Regions from separate parts of the Homo sapiens genome. Here region 1 is linked to region 2. A link is a loop called in an ENCODE intact Hi-C map of the cell type or tissue named here. Cell type or tissue: dorsolateral prefrontal cortex. All regions are shown on one strand. Each heading gives the region's core, and the rest is flanking DNA. Links, peaks and the distances in the headings are about the cores only.

Evidence for each region. Peaks named below come from ENCODE experiments on the same cell type or tissue, not always from the same donor. Only the 100,000 strongest peaks of a DNase experiment are listed, where the experiment ranks them.
Region 1: it touches region 2 in a loop (2.6-fold over the local background); 2 of 110 quality-filtered maps call a loop at or near these places.

What each region holds. Positions count from the first base shown.
Region 1 is chr7:105,492,181-105,497,561 of GRCh38, reverse strand. It overlaps PUS7 (pseudouridine synthase 7), which reads left to right. Exons shown (of 16, transcript NM_019042.5): 6 at 2,309-2,420. Among named protein-coding and RNA genes, the nearest start is that of PUS7, 27 kb to the left of the region's middle. In dorsolateral prefrontal cortex, for the core only: no CTCF peak of the experiment used is centred there; no DNase peak of the experiment used is centred there; H3K27ac peaks cover 1,138 bases.
Region 2 is chr7:105,342,031-105,347,411 of GRCh38, reverse strand. The region is part of intron 2 of SRPK2 (SRSF protein kinase 2); the gene reads left to right. Among named protein-coding and RNA genes, the nearest start is that of SRPK2, 44 kb to the left of the region's middle. In dorsolateral prefrontal cortex, for the core only: no CTCF peak of the experiment used is centred there; no DNase peak of the experiment used is centred there.

The DNA of each region.
Region 1 (5,381 bases), core at 87-5,086, 150 kb before region 2:
ACAAGGTCAGAACATTGCACTCATTGATAAGCCTCTTAAGTCGTCTCTTAAATCTTTTTTAATCTATAAAGAACTTAGCTGTTTTCTATAATATTTAACATTTTTCAAATTTAAAAGTCTTTATAATTCAATGCAAGAAATTCATGAAACGCAGAAAAAGCAAAGCAATAGTTACTTGTCTCACTATCAAAAAAAAGATAATCACAAATAGCATTTTGGTACATGTCCTCCCATATTTAAGTAAACAGATCTCTTTTTGGGGAAGCATTTACTATCCTTAAACCTTTTGCTTCATCTCATGGGTACAGACAGTGCAGCTTTGAGCGTGAACTAACATGCCCATTGTGAAGGGATTGAGACAAGGAGGCTGCACCTGTAGAAGAGTTTTCTACTTGTTCACTGTTTGCCTCTAAAACATTCCATTGTTAATGTCTAAATGGCTGTTAACCCACCGCATAACTACCGGGTGCTGTAGAAGTCCTCAGTGTAAACTTAACCATGCGATCATTTGCATGTTCACCTCTAAAGCACTTTAATATTATAAATTAAACATTGCTCTTTTGTGCTCTTTATGCTGTGCATTTGGACAGAGGTCAGAACTGCAGCAGGTAAGAGCATTTGGCATTTCATGTAGATAAAGTGAAATGCCAAAGATTTTGTCACAAGTGCTAAGTATAGACAACTTTGCTTAACTGATAGTGAGCTGGAAGGAAAACCGAAAATGATATTCCTGCTCAACAGTTTTCTGAAGAACTTGTGAGGAATTCACACCAAGGACTAAAGAAATACTTGTAATACTTTTCTGTCCAAGACAGAAAAAACTCACATATTTATCAAGAAGGAAGGGTGATTCACTAAGCATACATGCTATGGCAGTTTTCTGAAATGGTTTATGGAGTCTTTTGTTCTTTTCATTGTAACTTATCACTAACTTACCAAACAGTGCTTTTGCCTTGACAAAGCCAGGTATCCAAGTACCAGCTTCGGTACCAGCAGTATCTTAAGCCTCTGAAGATAAGGGATTCATGAGTTCATGAAAAAGGATTATTTTTAAAAGAAGAGGACTCTTTCTAGGAATTGTTGTATGAAACATTTTTTCAGTTTTTCTTTCATGGAGTTACAGTAATCAAATGAACTAGATGTGTTGTTTAAGTAACAACTGCAGCTCTGTGCCACACAGGACTCATGAATGTTATTGTACAGCGTCTATAAAGTGCAGTTTAGGCTTACATATTTTTCCCAAAGTACTTAAAAAAAAACATTTTGAGCAGCTTAAATCTAAAGCATATATATGTATGTGTCTCTCCCTCTCTCTCTCTCTCTCTCTCTCTCTCTATATATATATATATATATATATATATATATGTGTGTGTGTGTAGATATGCATACTTTTTTTTTTTTTTGAGACGGAGTCTCGCTCTTGTTGCCCAGGCTGGAATGCAATGGCACGATCTTGGCTCGGTAACCTCCACCTCCTGGGTTCAAGCAATTCTCTTGCCTCAGCCTCCCAAGTAGCTGGAATTACAGGCACTCGCCACAATGCCCAGCTAATTTTTGTATTTTTAGTAGAGACGGGGTTTCACCATGTTGGCCAGGCTTGTCTCAAACTCCTGACCTCAGGTGATCCGCCCATCTCAGCCTCCCAAAGTGCTGGGATTACAGTGCATGGGATTACACTCGGCCTAAATCTTACATTGTTTAACACAGGATTGAACAACTGAAGTAACACTAGCTGCTCAGAAGTTAACATTTAACCTGGCTTAATTTTTTTATGTTCTTTTTTTTAATTAAAAATGTTTTTCTTTTATTTATTTTTTGAGACAGGGTCTTGCTCTGTCACCCATGCTGGAGTGCAGTAGCATGATCTCGGTTCACTACAACCTCCACCCTACATGTTCATGTGATCCTCCCACCTCAGCCATCTGAGTAGTTGGGACCACAGGCGTGTACCACCATGCCTGGCTATTTTTAGTGGAGACGGGTCTTGCCATGTTGCCCAGGCCAGTCTTGAACTCCTGAGCTCAAGCCATCTTGCCCGCCTTGGCCTCCCAAAGTCCTGAGATTACAGGTGTGAGCCACCGTGCCCAGCCACATTTTAGCTTTTTATTTTTAATATGGATAGATAATGTTAAGTGTCCAATTACAGGAAATGTAATACCTCTAGTCCACACAGCTATAACCACTTAACCTGTATTTCTTTATCAGACTAGAACTGATTTTCCACTCAAAGGTTCTATAGCGAAAAATGAGCTCTTACATCTATAACTTTTATTATGGTATATATAATGTTAATTCTTTTGCTTTCAAGATCCAAGAAAACATTCTTGGCCAAAATCTAGGGGAAGTTACTGCCACTTCGTACTATATAAGGAAAACAAAGACACCATGGATGCTATTAATGTACTCTCCAAATACTTAAGGTGAGTTACTGTTGTTATGCCTATACAAAATCAAAGCAACAGAAACGTATATTCCTTTTTCCATGCTAATGGAAAAAGGAGCAGGAGGAGCACAGATTACAGATAGTAAATGCTCCTCCCAATGATAGTTTTCTTTCTTTCTTTCTTTCTTTTTTTTTTTTTTTTTTTAGACAGTCTCACTCTGTCACTCAGGCTGGAGTGAATGATGGTATGATCAGGCTCACTGCAGCCTTGACTTCCTGGGCTCAGGCATTCCTCCTACCTTAGCCTCCTGAGTAGCTGGGATTACAGGCGTATGCCACAATGCCAGGCTAATTTTATTAGGTTTTAGAGACAGAGTCTCACTATATTGCCCAGGCTGGTCTCGAACTCCTGTGCTCAAGCAGTCCTCACACTTCAGCCTCCCAAAGTACTGGGATTAAGAATTGCCGATCGGCCTGGCGCAGTGGCTCACACCTGTAATTCCAGCACTTTGGGAGGCCGAGGAAGGCAGATCACGAGGTCAAGAGATCGAGACCATCTTGGCCAACATGGTGAAACCCAATCTCTACTAAAAATACAAAAATTAGCTGGGCATGGTGGCATGTGCCTGTAGTGTTAGCTGCTCAGGAGGCTGAGGCAGGAGAATTGCTTGAACCTGGGAAGCAGAGGTTGCGGTAAGCCGAGATTGTGCCACTGCACTCCAGCCTGGCAACAGAGCAAGACTCCATCTCAAAAAAAAAAAAAAAAAAAAAAAAAATCACTGATCATGGATAGGAAGTGCATTGTTTCTTCCAGGCGTGAGCCACTGTGCCAGGCCGTGAGGATAGTTTTCTTAGGCAATGGATGAATTAATTTTTTTGACCCCCACATACGTAGTGCCAATAATTCAAGATGAAAATTCCATAAGTAAATGATTCGCATGCAGCTGAGAGTTAACAATCTGGTTGAAAATAAAAATTAACTTTCTCTTTTGAAAGCCTATACTTATCCTTTGACGTGGTTGCAGAGGTTGGTTTTGCCAGACTGGGAGCTCTCAATTCCTGGAGACTGACTAAACCTGAGACCGGTCTGATTTTCTAACAGGAATGTAAATATAGCAGAGACTGGATCTCTGGGGATCGGCAAGGTGCCAAAGCTTTTCTTAAAAATGGAAGTGGCTACACACCACAGCAAGTCTGTATGCTGTGGAAATTTGGTTTCCAATATATATTTAACTCATTTTAAATATGGAAACAGTGTATTAATTTGCTAGGACTTCCATAACAAAATACCACAGATCAGGTGGCTTAACAGAAATTACTTTTCATATGCTTCTAGAGGCTAACAGTCCCAAGCTCAAGGTGTCGGCAAGTTTGTTTTTTTTCCGGAAGCCTCTCTCCTTGGCTCGCAGATGGCTGCCTTCTCACTGTGTCTTCATGTGGCATTTTCCCTGTGCACGCACACCCCTGGTATCTGTGTGTGTCCCCATTTCCTCTTCTTAGGAGGATACCAGTCAGATTGGATTAGTGCCCACCCTAAATGGCCTCATTTTAACTGAATCACCTCTTTGAAGGCCCTATCTCCAAATACAGTCACATTCTGAGGTCCTGGGGGGTCAGAGCTTCAACATACTAATTTTGGGGGAGACACAGTTCAGCCCATAATACACAGTACCCAATTAAGTAACATTTATTTTGCTCTATTTATTAACTCCCTGGGAGAGAGTCTGTGCTACTATGCCTGTACCTGAGCCAGAGAGAACAGACGATTCTTGACAGGAATAGGTGGGTGGGGAGGGAGTTCCTCCAAGATCGGGAGTTGAGGATTGCTCAGGATTTAAGAAATCCTTCCTGGCTTTTTCCTTCTCATATGGAACGGTTAAGTTTATAAAATACTTCTTAGTTAACTAGGTTACTTATTATCTTCATATCAAAACTATTCAGATCCCAGTTTTAGCATTTCATTTGGCTTTTTTCATTTTTTAATACAAAGCAATAGCAGCATGGAAAATTCACACAATAACTTTTTAAAAACTGAAGATAAATTTTCATAGTGGTACATTATATCTCTAGAATGCATTTTTCTTTGCTTTCACTGTCTTATGTAATGTAATGAATTGTAGATGATGGATAGGAAGTGCATTGTTGCCTTTTTTGTTGCTGGCTAGCCAAGTCTTTGAACAACATCAGTTATTTACTAATAGCCACAAATGTTTACACTGCTAAGAAAGGAATTATTGACTGGGCGCAGTGGCTCACCCCTGTAATCCTAGCACTTTGGGAGGCCGAGGCGGGTGGATCACCTGAGGTCGAGCATTCAAGACCAGCCTGGCCAACATGGCGAAACCCCATCTCTATTAAAAATACAAAAAATCGGCCGGGCGCGGTGGCTCACGCCTGTAATCCCAGCACTTTGGGAGGCCGAGGCGGGCGGATCACGAGGTCAGGAGATCGAGACCATCCCGGCTAAAAAACGGTGAAACCCCGTCTCTACTAAAAATACAAAAAATTAGCCGGGCGTAGTGGCGGGCGCCTGTAGTCCCAGCTACTTGGGAGGCTGAGGCAGGAGAATGGCGTGAACCCGGGAGGCGGAGCTTGCAGTGAGCCGAGATCCCGCCACTGCACTCCAGCCTGGGCGACAGAGCGAGACTCTGTCTCAAAAAAAAAAAAAAAAAAAAAAATACAAAAAATCAGCCAGATGTGGTGGTGCATGCCTGTAATCCCAGCTACTTGGGAGGCTGAAGCAGGAGAATTGCTTGAACCCAGGAGGCAGAGGTTGCAGTGAGCCAAGATTGTGCCGCTGCACTCCAGCCTGGGTGACAGAGAGAGACTCCGTCTCAAAAAAAAAAGCGAAGAATTATTTGGCCATCATTTACCTTTTTTGTTTTTTTTTAAAGAGAGCAGGTCTTACTACGTCACCCAGGCAGGAGTGTAGTGTGCAGTGGCTGTTCACAGGCACCATCATAGCGCACTGTAGCCTCCAACTCCTGAGCGCAGACAG
Region 2 (5,381 bases), core at 188-5,187:
TTTGAGACCAGCTTGGGCTAGTGAGACCTGTCTCTACAAAAATTAAAGAAAAAATTAGCCAGGCATGGTGGCCTGTAATCCCAGCACTTTGGGAGACTGAAGCCGGAGGATTGCTTGAGTCCAGGAGTTTAAGACCAGCCTGGGCAACATAGCAAGACCCTGTCTCTACTAAATTAAATAATTAGCCGGGCGCGGTGGCACATGTCTGTAGTCCCAGCTACTTAGAAGGCTGAGTAGAGGTGGGAGGATTGCTTGAGCCCAGAGGTGGAGGTTTCAGTGAGCCATGATCATGCCCACTGCACTTCAGCCTGGGTGACAGAATGAAACCTTAATCTTAAAAAAAAAAAAAGCCAGTCTATCTCATAGCCAAGTAAAAGATAAATTAATTTATATTAATTTTATGGTTCCCGGGCAGTGTGCAATATTTTATTTCTTCATGTAGAATTTTTACTGTTTAGTAAGTCCTTGATTTTCAGGGACCCAGAAAACCGATACCCAAGCAGTTTGGTGCTGCTTAAATCATGCAGTGAATAAAGTTTTTTTTTTTTTTTTTTAACAAATGAGAAGCAGCAAAGACTGGAAGCTCCATCAGTAACTAGAGTTGTGAAATGGAATGTGGCTTTTGTGGGTTTGTTGTTGTTGCTTGTTTTTTTTGAGATGGAGTCTTGCGCTGTCACCCAGGCTAGAGTGCAGTGGTGCGATCTTGGCTCACTGCAACCTCCTCTGCCTGCTGGGGTTCAATCAGTTCTTCTGCCTCAGCCTTCCGAGTAGCTGGGACTACAGGCGCACACCACCATGCCTGGCTAATTTTTGTGTTTTTAGTAGAGACAGGGTTTCACCATATTGGCCAGGCTGGTCTTGAACTCCTGACCTCGTGATCCGCCCGCCTTGCCCTCCTAAAGTGCTGGGATTATAGGCATGAGCCACTGCACCTGGCCTTGTGTTGCTTTTGACAGTGCTGGAGACTTACAGTTTATTGACCTTCATATAACAGTTGTTTGAGTACCCTCTGTGTTCCAGTCACCATGCAGAGGTGACAAGCAGGAGCTGTTTTCTGCATCATAGAGAGTTATGTGATAATCAGTTAAGTGCAGAATCCTTCACTTTCTAGGAAAGGAAATACTGCAGTTGTGAATGCAGTTGAGAATGGTTTGAAGCCAATTAGTAAATTGGAATAGTTACTGATGATGAAATACTTACCTCCAGGAATTTTTTAAAAAACTTTAAAACCTTGGTAAAGGCATTTGGTGATTATTTTGCTGGATTAGAAAACCTTAGAAGTTTTTACAGCTTTGATATAAAGTACACCTGTAGAAAGACTGTCACCTGGTACTTCCCTAAAAGACAGCAGTAAAATTTTGCACTCTTTTTTAAAAGAAAGAAGTTAAGTTTCATCTTAATGTCTAGTCAGCAGAGAGAGGGAAGTATGTAACGTTTTAAACCTTTGCTACCGAACAGAACTTTCTGTGATTATGGAAACATTCTGTATCTGTGATGTCCAGTATCATAGCTGAAAGCTGGCCCTTGGCCATGTGAAGTGTGACTAGTGTGACTGAGGAACCGGTTTTTAATTTTATTTAACTCTAATTTAAATTTAAATAGCTACATGGGGCTGATGGCTATGATAATGGAAAGAGCAGATGTAGAACAACATAGGCCCAAGAGCTCACAGACCATGTCTGTTTTGGACACCAATTTCTTGCCCTACTTGTATTCCAAACACATTGACATGTTCATGTGTAAAATAAATATGAATGAATATATAGATGAACGAGTTTGAGAAGTTTTCATCCTTTGAAAGATAAGCTGTTTCAGTTGTCTTTCATGTTATTCCCTGTAATAACTTACAATTGTTACATAGCACATATAATGTGTTTTCCTTATAATGAATTTTTTTTCGTTTCTTGCGATATGCTTGGTCATATTATTCATTTGTTTAGTTTTTGGCATTTCTTTAAAATGTGAGAATGACTTTAGGGTATCTCATCAAACTCAAAAGCTACTGTTTAGATTTTAGTTTTTCAATCTACGGGAGAGAAGTTGAGACTGAGAATTGAGATTCATCATAATGGACTCTTGACATTTGACATCAATAGAACAGTTGTTACTGTTCTTTGTGTCATTTACACTGCTACTTAAAATCCCCCTTTCCTTCCTTCAGTGTTTTAAATCAGAAACTAGATAAGCAAGTTTCCTTTCCTCCCTTCCCCTCCCCTCCCCTCCCCTCTCCTCTCCTCCCTTGCCTTCCCCTGCCCTCTCCCCTCCTCTCCTGTCCTTGATGGAGTGTCCCTCTTGTTGCCTAGGCTGGAGTGCAATGGTGCGATCTTGGCTCACTGTAACCTCCGCCTCCTGGTTTCAAGTGATTCTTCTGCCTCAGCCTCCTGAGTGGCTGGGATTACAGGCTGCTGCCATCACCCCCAGCTAATTTTTGTGTTTTTAGTAGAGACAGGGTTTCACCATGTTGGCCAGGCTGGTCTTGAACTCCTGACCTCTGGTGATCCACCCACTTCGGCCTCCAAAGTGTTGGGATTACAGGTGTTAGTGACTACTCCTGGCCTTTTTTTTTTTTTTAAGTGTGAGTGTGGGTGAACCTGAATGGCTTTAAATCAGAAGAATGCCTAATTGTTCATTTCCCAGAGGCCAGAAAGACTTGCAAATAAAGTTAATTGTGGTACTTTGGAAATATGGAATAGTGGAAGGGTTGTATAGTCAAATCTTTAAGTTAGAGTGTAGAGCAGGGGTCTGCAAACTGTGGATTGCTGGCCAGATATAGCCTGTCATGTGTGTTTGTATGGCTTGTAAGATAGCTTTTATGTTTTTTAAATGATTGAAAAAATTCAGAAGATTTTGTGACATTACAGGAAATTCAGATTTCAGTGCATAGCCCAGGTACTCTTTGGGAGACTGAGGCAAGAGGATCACTTGAAACCAGGAATTTGAGAACACCCTGGTCAATATAGTGATATCCTATCTCTACCAAAAAAAAAAAAAAAAAAAAAAAAAAGGTGTGGCTGCATACACCTGGGGTCCTAGCTACTTGGGAGGCTGAGGTGGGAGGATCACTTGAGCCCAGGAGTTCAAGGCTGCACTGAGCTATAATCTTCAAAGAAAAAAAAAATTCTATGTCCATAAATAAAGTTTTTTTGAAACACAAGCATATTCATTTTGTTTACATATTGTCTGTGTGCCTTTGTGCCACAGTGGCAGAGTTGGAGTGTTTTTGAGAGAGACCATATTGCTTACAAAGCCTTATGGTTTTGTAAGGTTCACCATTTTCCTTTTTGCAGAAAGCATTTGCTAACCTCTGGGGAGAATGCTTTTGAAAAAATAGAATGATATGACATTGTAGGCCAGGCGTGGTCGCTCGCACCTATAATCCCAGCACTTTGGGAGGCTGAGTCGGGTGGATCACCTGAGGTCAGGAGTTCGAGACCAGCCTGGCCAACATGATGAAACCCCCGTCTCTATTAATAATACAAAAATTAGCCGGGTGTGGTGGCGCATGCCTGTAATCCCAGCTACTTGGGAGGCTGAGGCAGGAGAATCGCTTGAACCCAGGAGGCAGAGGTTTCAGTGAGCCAAGATGGCACCATTGCACTCCAGCCTGGGCGACAAGAGCAAAACTCCATCTCCAAAAAAATAAAAAATAAAAAAGATATGACATTGTAAACTAAGAGATAAAGATTTATGAAAAATGGGGACTTATAATTCATTTGTAATCATAATTGAACAGAATATTGAAACACAAAGTGCTAAAATGGAAATGCACTGTTAGTTAGAAAACGTATGTAGGAAATTAAAGGATGTATGAACAAGGGTTCTTTGCTAATGGAGCCTATATTCTGGTGGAGGATTGGACACCTGAACACACAGATGTCTGCAGATTTCCTGGCCTTCACCTTGTCCTATGTCAAAGACTCCATTACTGCTAAAGTACTGTTTATCTTAATAATGGTGACTTTTGTTGTTGTTTTTTTTGAGTCAGGGTCTCGCTCTATTGCCCAGGCTGGAGTACATTGGTGAAACCTTGGCTTACTGTAGCCTCAACCTCCTGGGCTCAAGTGATCCCCCCACCTCAGCTTCCTGTATAGCTGGGACTACAGGCACGTGCCATCATACCTGGCTAGTTTTTGTATTTTTTGTAAAGATGGGGTTTCATTAAGGTTGCCCAGGCTGGTCTTAAATTCTTGGACTCAAGCAATCATCCCACCTTTGCCTCCCTAATTGCTGGGTTTTCAGGTGCAAACCACTGCTCCTGCCAATAGTGACACATTTTACAAATGTTTGCCATTCAGACATTCAGGACTTTCAAGTCCTCCTTGAAGCCTTCTGTCCACCTTCTTTACCATCTCTTACCACTTATCTGCAAACTTTTATTTAACTTGTGAACACATCCTACCTGCAGGGCCTCTTGGGAGTAGGTTTGGGTTTAGAAATAAATTTTTCAGGCCCTTAGCACATTTTTTATGTCATTTGTATTTGGGTACTAGCTCAGCAGTTTATTCCTTTGCCTCTTTTTGGCTCTGTTTCACCTTTTCCCATTCTAGACTTTTATATATTCCATTTTATTGTCCCTCCTTTCCTCTTCTTGTTTATTTGAAGCTTATCTGTTTTTCCCTATCCAGGTCAAATCCATAGTTTGGGTATGTGGGGCTGTGTGGGAGGAGAATGACAAAGTTAGGGAGAGCATGTAACTTTTTCAGTGAGAGAAAAGCAGCGTATATACGGGGGCATGGAGGAGAGCGAGAACAAGGTGGATTCTGGAAGTAATTTGGTATGTGTTGAGTTTAATGTCTTTGTGGAGAGTGTTGGGAGGTGAGACCAGGGAGCTAGGCAAACAGCATGTTAGGAAAGATCCTTTTCTTGTGTCAGGTGTGAGCCACTGTGCCTGGCCTAGGCAACTCTTTTTGAGGAAATTTTTATATGGCTATATTTGATGTTGTAGGCTTCTCTGACATAGCAGTAATTTTAACGCTAATAAGCTGGACAGTCCTAGGAATGTTTCAGATTCTACAAAAATCACATTTCCCATTTATATTTTTATTTTATTTAATTATTATTATTAATATTATTATTATTATTAATTTGAGACGGAGTTTTGCTCTTGTCGCCCAGGCTGGAGTGCAGTGGTGCGATCTCGGCTCACCGCAACCTCTGCTTCCCGGGTTCAAGAGATTCTCCTGCCTTGGCCTTTCGAGTAGCTGGGATTACAGGCATGTGCCACCATGCCTGGCTCATTTTTTGTATTTTTAGTGGAGACGGGGTTTCACAGGCATGTGCCACCATGCCCAGCTAATTTTTTGTATTTTTAGTAGAGATGGGGTTTCACTGTGTTAGCTAGGATGGTCTCGATCTCCCGACCTCAGCTGATCCGCCCACCT